Linked DNA regions of Homo sapiens: region 2 is linked to region 1. A link is an interaction called in ENCODE POLR2A ChIA-PET data of the cell type or tissue named here. Cell type or tissue: Caco-2. All regions are shown on one strand.

Region 1 (4,000 bases):
CTCCCAGGCTCAAGCAATCCTCCCACATCAGCCTCCCAAGTAGCTGGGACTGCAAGCGCATGCCACCACGCTCGGCTAATTTTTGTATTTTTTTGTAGAGACAGGGTTTTGCCATGTTGCCCAGGTTTGTCTCGAACTCCTGGGCTCAGGCGATCCTTCTGCCTCAGCCTCCCAAAATGCTGGGATTACAGGTGTGTGCCACCATGCCTGGCAAATTTAGTTTCTAAAATGGTCACAGGAATGATCTGAGTTAACATAGCATTCATTCATTCAGTCAGTCGTTCACGCCACAAATATTTATTGAGCATCAACTATGTGCCACACATAGTTCTAAGTAGCAGAGAAACAATAGACAACAGTCTCCCACTCTTCTGCTGCCTTTTGGTACTGACAGGACCCTTGTGATTACATTGGGCCCACTCAGAACATCCAAGATAATCCCTATATTTTAAGGTCAGCTGATTAACAACCTTAATTCTATTTGCTTCCTTAATTTCCCTTTGCCACGTAATATAACATATTTATAGTTGCCAGTGATTAGGATGTACACAATCTCTAGGGGGCCACTATTCTGTCTACCCCACTCGCTATTTTGATAGCCTATAGACACAGCTGTGTCTCCACATCCCATAATTGTGGATTCTTTACAGATATTATTTTATGTAGTCTCATAAGGATCCTAAAACGTGTATGCCATGATCTCAACTTTGCATATGAAGAGCATGAGGCTCAGAGAAGTAAACTGAGTTTCCCAGGATCACACAGATACAGTGTCAGGGTTGGGGATTAAGCCCAAGTCTGTGGGGCCCCAAAGTCTGTGAGTTTCCAGCAGGCTAAGCTTGGCTACGTCATGTTTGCAGAATGATCTCTTCCATGTACTGGCTGCACTAGAACAGACAGACACCTCAGTTAATTCAATGGCTCAGCCACGTGGACTTAACTTGTGGAGAAAAGTATAAAGGCAGGGCAACCCTCTGGAGACCTCAGTTCAAATCCCACCTCAGGGAAATGACATCAGCTCTTTGGGCCTCAGCCAGCTTCTCATGGGGATGCTAAATCATCCAGGAAAGCTCTGAGTCATTTGTACAAGAAAGATTTTAAGCTCCTCTATGTGCCAGACTCCATTCTAGAAATTTCCACAACGCTCCATAAAAGCAGGATAAAAATCACTCCTTTTTATTTGAACCATGCAGATAATTTTGCCATCAAGTTATGTTCATGATAAAAACCATGGCCAAAGCTACCACGGCTTTACTGTGTGCCAGGGACCCAGCTCTGGGCTTTGCAAATATGGACAGTTCTGAATCACGATTCACTCTAATAGCTGGACTTCAAAAGAAACAGCAAACTTCATTCCCCTTATTCAAGTGTGGATATTCCCTTAATGAAATCCCAAATTAAGATCCAAATAGCTGGTGATCATAAGAAGAACCACCATCCTTACTGTGGGGCGAGAGGTTTCTGGCGGGACACTAATTCTCCTCATTTCCCTTCCTGGAGTTAAGCCTTTGATCTTTCAGTTCACAGATGACAGGGCTGCCTACCAATCACCAGGAATTGCTGAAGTGCCTTTCTGTCTTGCTGAGTACGAAGGTGTGCAGACACTCAGAGCCGCCTTGCTCACGATCCGATTTTATGAGCATTGAACTGTGGGTTTGGAAGCAGATTGATCTGCTTTTTTGAAGTCAAAGCTGTTTGCCTTTGCTGTGTACTCATTGGAAAGGGAGAAAGGGAGCTAGGAATGTTGATAATTGAGTGTTTTTTTCTGGGGAATGACTCCTGCCTAAAATCTAGGAAGCCCCTCCTTGTGCGAGGAAGTCATTGCTGGGACTCACCATTTGGTGTGTGGGTTGCTTCTCAGGATGAATTTTATGACAACAACAACAGTAACAACAACTGATTTTTAGAAGTTTGGGGAACTTGATAACTAAGTGAAGATGAGAGGAAAAAGCTGAGATTTGTGTCCAGCAAATAGCTTTTCCGTGATTTTTGGAAAACAATCTCAGTCTTTTAGTCTAGCCTCTACATTTGGTGGTGATGGGAGGGACAGCTAGCATGAAAAGCTATTAACTCAAGAGCACTTAGAAAATGAATTTTAAGGCCAGGCGCAGTGGCTCACACCTGTAATCCCAGCACTTTGGGAGGCCAAGGTGGGCGGATCATGAGGTCAGGAGTTCGAGACCAGCCTGGCCAATATGGCGAAACCCCGTCTCTACTAAAAATACAAAAATTAGCTGTGGCAGCGCACGCCTGTAGTCCCAGCTACTCGGGAGGCTGAGGCAGGAGAAACTCGGGAGGAGGAGGTTGCAGTGGGCCAAGATTGCGCCACTGCACTCCAGCTTGGGCAACAGAGCAAGACTCTGTCGCAAAAAATAAAAATAAAAATACAAAAATTAGCCGGGCGTCGTGGTGCATGCCTGTAATCCCAGCTACCCAGGAGGCTGAGGCAGGAGAATCGCTGGAACCTGGGAGGCGGAGGCTGCAGTGAGCCGAGATTGCACCACTGCACTCCAGCCTGGGTGACAGAGTCAGACCTGTCTCAAAAAAAAAAAAAAAAAAGAAAGAAAAATCTAGGCTGGGCACGGTGGCTCATGCCTGTAATCCCAGCACTTTGGGAGGCCGAGGCGGGTGGATCACGAGGTTAGGAGATTGAGACCATTCTGGCTAACACGGTGAAACCCCGTCTCTACTACAAATACAAAAAAATTAGCCAGTCATGGTGGCGGGTGCCTGTAGTCCCAGCTACTCGGGAGGCTGAGGCAGAGGAATGGCGTGAACCCAGGAGGTGGAGCTTGCAGTGAGCCGAGATCGCGCCACTGCACTCCAGCCTGTGACAGAGAGAGACTCCGTCTCAAAAAAAAAGAAAAATCTGGAAACAATCTGTTCATTAATAAGTCCATCGTTAATTAGTTGACTTCTTAGTTCTTCAATATCCCCATCTGTAGAACAAAGATATTCAGAATACTTATTGGCTGATGATGAGGACTAAACTAGTTAATGTGCAGACAGCGTTTAGAACAAGGCTGGCACAGAGTAAGTTCTCAATACTCTTTGCTATTATATATTATTACAACTCGATATTAGAAATGAACATAAAAAAAGACTAAAGTTGATCTATATGTGCTGAAATGTTCGTATTTATGGTTAAGGAAAAAACCCAATAAATGGCAGAATATGTTGAATATGGTTGATCACATTTGTGCTTTTCAAGCAAGGCTGTGCCTGTGACTTGTATTTACTATGTAGGTTTATTTGTATATAGAACATTTCAGGAAGGATACACAAAAATTGGTGGTTATAAAGGAATTTCTGTCTAGACTCTAGAGAGTTAATGTTAAAACACAGCAATCTGTCTACATTCTTTCAAAAGACATCTGTCGACTGCCAACAATTCTAATTTATGGTTTATGGCACATATAGAAATGGAGCAATTTGAGTCACAACTGTCTAATATGGCTTTGTTTGAAACTAGTGGGTACGATTAATCTATGATTTGAACTAGTGACAAAAAGCACTCATAATATATGTTTTAAGAAAAAAGCCATATGGCTCTGCTGGCCGAAAACCTTTTTTATTTTTTTTTGGAGACAGAGTCTCGCTCTGTCGCCCAGGCTGGAGTGCAGTAGCAGTGTCGGCTCACTGCAATCTCCGCCTCCTGGGTTTAAGTAATTCTTGTGCTTCAGCCTGTCGAGTAGCTGGGACTACAGGCATGTGTCACCGTGCCCAGCTAATTTTTTATTTCTATTTTTTGTATTTTAGTAGAGATGGGATTTCACCATGTTGCCCAGGCTGGTCTCCTACACCTGAGCTCAGGCAATCTGCTCACCTCTTCCTCCCAAAGTGTTGGGATTACAGGCGTGAGCCACCTTACCCGATTGGAAAACCATTAATTTTGAAAATGATTGCTATCAATAAAGTGTCGCTTTTTGGAATAAAAAGCTATGAAACCTCCTGGCTTCGTTTTAAATTATCTTCGGAGTCAAATACTAGAAACAAATTA
Region 2 (4,000 bases), 1.6 Mb after region 1:
GGCTCACGCCTGTAATCACAGCACTTTGGGAGGCCAAGGCAGGCGGATCATGAGGTCAGGAAATCGAGACCATCCTGGCCAACACGGTGAAACCCCTTCTCTACTAAAAATACAAAAAATTAGCCAGGCGTGGTGGCATATGCCTTTACTTCCAGCTACTCGGGAGGCTGAGGCAGGAGAATCCCTTGAACCCAGGAGGTGGAGATTGCAGTGAGCCGAGATCATGCCACTGCACTCCAGCCTGGGCGACAGAGCAAGACTCTGTCTCAAAAAAAAAAAAAAAAAATAATAATAATAATAATAATAATAATAAAAGGCTGGGCACAGTGGCTGACGCCTGGAATCCCAGCACTTCAGGAGGCCGACGTTGGGGGAACACTTGAGGTCAGGAGTTCAAGACCAGCCTGGCCAACGTGGCAAAACCCCAACTCTACTAAAAATACAAAGATTTGCTGGGTGTGGTCACGTGAGCCTATAATCCCAGCTACTTGGGAGGCTGAGGCACGAGAATCACTTGAATCTGAAAGGCTGAGTTTGCAGTGAACCGAGATTGTGCCACTGCACTCCAGCCTGGGTGACAGAGTAAGACTCTGTCTCAAATAATAATACTAATAATAATAACAAAAAAATAAAATAAAATAGTACTCACACAACTGATAAGCTTACCAGAAACTGAAGTTAAGTATTTGTTTTATGCTATAAATTAAAGCATATTCCAGATGAACTAAAGGATTATATCCAGAAAACAAATCATAAAACAATTAGAATAAAATCTATGTTGATAGCTGATATGAGTCAGGGAAGTCATTCCAACCTTAAAAGTCTTAAGTTCCGGTCTTAAATTATTTCTTCCTTAAATGGTAAGAAAGAAATAAAAAGAAGAAATAATAAAAACTCCAGGAGTCAAAACACACACACACACACACACACAAATACTGTAAATACAGTGAAAAGTCACTGGGGGAAAATTATTTATATTGATACATGATTAATGGTGACAGTTCTAATTAATTATATGAAGAGTGTTTTATATATATGTGTATATATATATATATACACACATATATACACATATATACATATATATGTGTATATATGTATATATGTATGTGTATATATATATGTGTATATATATGTATGTGTATATATATATGTGTATATATATGTATGTGTATATATATGTGTGTATATATATATATGTGTATATATACATATATATATATGAAAAATAAGTAAATATCCAAATAGAAAACTTTTGGCAAAATGTATAAGCCAACATTAAAAAATTGATAAATTAAAATGGTTAATAAACATTTAAGACAAGTGACAATAATAATCAAAGGGATGTAGAATAAGTAAAATAAGAAGAAATCATTTTCACTTATCAAACTGACAAAAATAAAGAAAAATGTTCCCATTGTTGGAGAGGGCTCAAAAAGAGATATACACACACATCGTTGCTGAAAGCAAAAATGGATAGCAACTTTCTGGAAAATAATTAAACAGTATTTATCAATTTCTCTAAAATGTGTATGCCCTTTGATTAATTACTATTCTGGAGAACTTTCCTTGAAAATAATTGAAGATGTGCACTGAGATTTATTTAATAAGAATGTTTGATCATAACATTGGTTATAAGAGTGAAAAACTGGAATAAACCTAAGTGTTCTAAAATAGGCTGATTAAATAAATGATGGTACATCTATGCCTTAGAATAGTACACAGTCATGAATACTTGAGCACTTAAAAATAGTCACAGTATATTTATTAAAAAACAAAATAGAAAAAAATGAAGATAGACAAAGAATATAGACCAATGTTATTGGTGTTGAACTTCTGAATAATGTTTAATTTTATGTTCTTTGGTATGTTTTTACTTTTTCTTAACTTACAAAATATTTCTTTTTTCTTTTTTTTTTTTTTATCATTTTTTTGAGACGGAGTCTCATTGTGTCGCCCAGGCTGGAGTGCAGTGGCACGATCTCAGCTCACTGTAACCTCCTCCTCCCGAGTTCAAGCAATTCTCCTGCCTCAGCCTCCTAAGTAGCTAGGACTACAGGCACCCGCCACCACGCCCGGCTAATTATTTGTATTTTTAGTAGAAACGGGGTTTTGCCACGTTGGCCAGGCTGGTCTCAAACTCCTGGCCTCAGGTGATCCGCCTGCCTTGACCTCCCAAAGTGCTGGGATTACAGGGGTGAGCCACCACACTAGGCCCAAAATATTTCATTATAAGCATATATTACCTGCATAAAAATATATATATATTAGGAGTGTCATGAGCTGAGATGGCACCACTGCACTCTAGCCTGGGCGACAGAGAGACTCCATCTCAAAAAAAAAAAAAAAAAAAAAAAAAAAAAAAAAAAAAAAAAAATATATATATATATATATATATATATATATAATATGTGTGTTTGTATATATGTATACATATATGTAGATATATATATGTGTATATATATGTATATATACCCATACATATATGTATGTATATTTTAAAAAGGCAACAAAAAACACCACAATGAGTAGGAAGCCTCTTCATGTTTCTTTTCTTCTACTTTTTTTTTTTTTTTTTTTTTGAGGCGGAGTCTAGCTCTGTTACCAGGTTGGAGTGCAGTGGTACAATCTCAGCTCACTGCAACCTCCAACTGCCTGGTTCATGCGATTCTCCTGCCTCAGCCTACCAAGTAGCTGGGATTACAGACACACACCACCATGCATGGCTAATTTTCGTATTTTTAATAGAGATGGGTTTCACCATGTTGGCCAGGATGGTCTCGATCTCCTGATCTTATGATCCGCCCTCCTCGGCCTCCCAAAGTGCTGGGATTACAGGGGTGAGCCACTGCGCCCTGCCTCTTCTACATTTTTTGTATTGTTTATTTTTTTATTTATTCATTCATTCATTCATTCATTCGTTTATTTATTTTTGAGACGGAGTCTAGCTCTGTTGCCCAGGCTGGAGTGCAGTGGTGTGACCTCAGCTTACCACAACCTCTGCCTGCCAAGTTCAAGTGATTCTCCTGCCACAGCCTCCTGAGTAGCTGGGATTACAGGCACGCACCCCCATGCTCGGCTAATTTTTGTATTTTTAGTAGAGACGGGATTTCACTATGTTGGGCAGGCTGGTCTTGAACTCCTGACCTCGTGATCTGCCCGCCTTGGCCTCCCATAGTGCTGGGATTACAGGTGGGAGCCACCACGCCTGGCCTCTTTATATTTTTTATACTGAGCTTATGTTTATCTTGGCGTGAGGTGTTTTTTCTAATTTTTCCAGGAACATATCAATATAGTATGACCACAACATGTGAAAGAAACTAAAAAAGTGGTAAAAATGCATTAAAATTAAGTGGCCACTATAGCAGTTTTCTGCCCCAGAGGAGTAGAGAAAAGGTCTCAGGGCACAGCTGAGCAATTGCCCCTAAATTAGCTGAAGTCCCTCTAGGACCTTGTCTTCCAGCACTTATTACAGTTGTAATTTTATCCTGCTTGGCATGATCATCATTAATGAATGCCTACCTTCCTCACTTACACTAAAATTAACAGCTTAGCATTATAATGGTACACACCACATGCCAATCGTTTTTCTAAGCACTCTGCCTATATTATTTCCTTTAATCCAAACAAACAACCCTCTGAGGTGAGTACAGTTTTCTCCTCCATATGACAGATGAGGAAACTGAGGAACAGAGAGGGCAAATAAGTTGTTCAATCTCCACAGGCTAGTAAGTGGCAGAGTTGGGATTCAGCCAGGCCAACTGGCTCCATTGTTTGTGGTCTTGGCCAATTCTCTACCAGGCGTCAGCAGATTGCAACCCATGGGCCAAGCCCAGCCCCCACCATCTGTTTTGTTTTTCAATAAAGTTTTATTGAAACACAGCCATGCTCATTTGATTACTTATCTATGGCTGCTTGCACTTTACAACAGCCAAGTGAAGCATTTGCTACGGAAACTTACATGGATCTCTCCTCGCTCCACACCGCTGCATGGCACCCT

Evidence for each region. ChIA-PET counts read pairs that join two places held together with the same protein. Peaks named below come from ENCODE experiments on the same cell type or tissue, not always from the same donor. Only the 100,000 strongest peaks of a DNase experiment are listed, where the experiment ranks them.
Region 2: POLR2A ChIA-PET joins it to region 1 with 6 read pairs; 1 of 35 experiments calls an interaction of 5 or more read pairs at or near these places.

What each region holds. Positions count from the first base shown.
Region 1 is chr20:51,929,958-51,933,957 of GRCh38, forward strand. No RefSeq gene overlaps it. Among named protein-coding and RNA genes, the nearest start is that of LINC01429, 69 kb to the left of the region's middle. In Caco-2, no CTCF peak of the experiment used is centred here; a DNase peak (open chromatin) is centred at 1,574; H3K4me3 peaks cover 475 bases.
Region 2 is chr20:53,499,151-53,503,150 of GRCh38, forward strand. The region is part of intron 1 of TSHZ2-AS1 (TSHZ2 antisense RNA 1); the gene reads right to left. Among named protein-coding and RNA genes, the nearest start is that of TSHZ2-AS1, 3.2 kb to the right of the region's middle. In Caco-2, no CTCF peak of the experiment used is centred here; no DNase peak of the experiment used is centred here; H3K4me3 peaks cover 162 bases.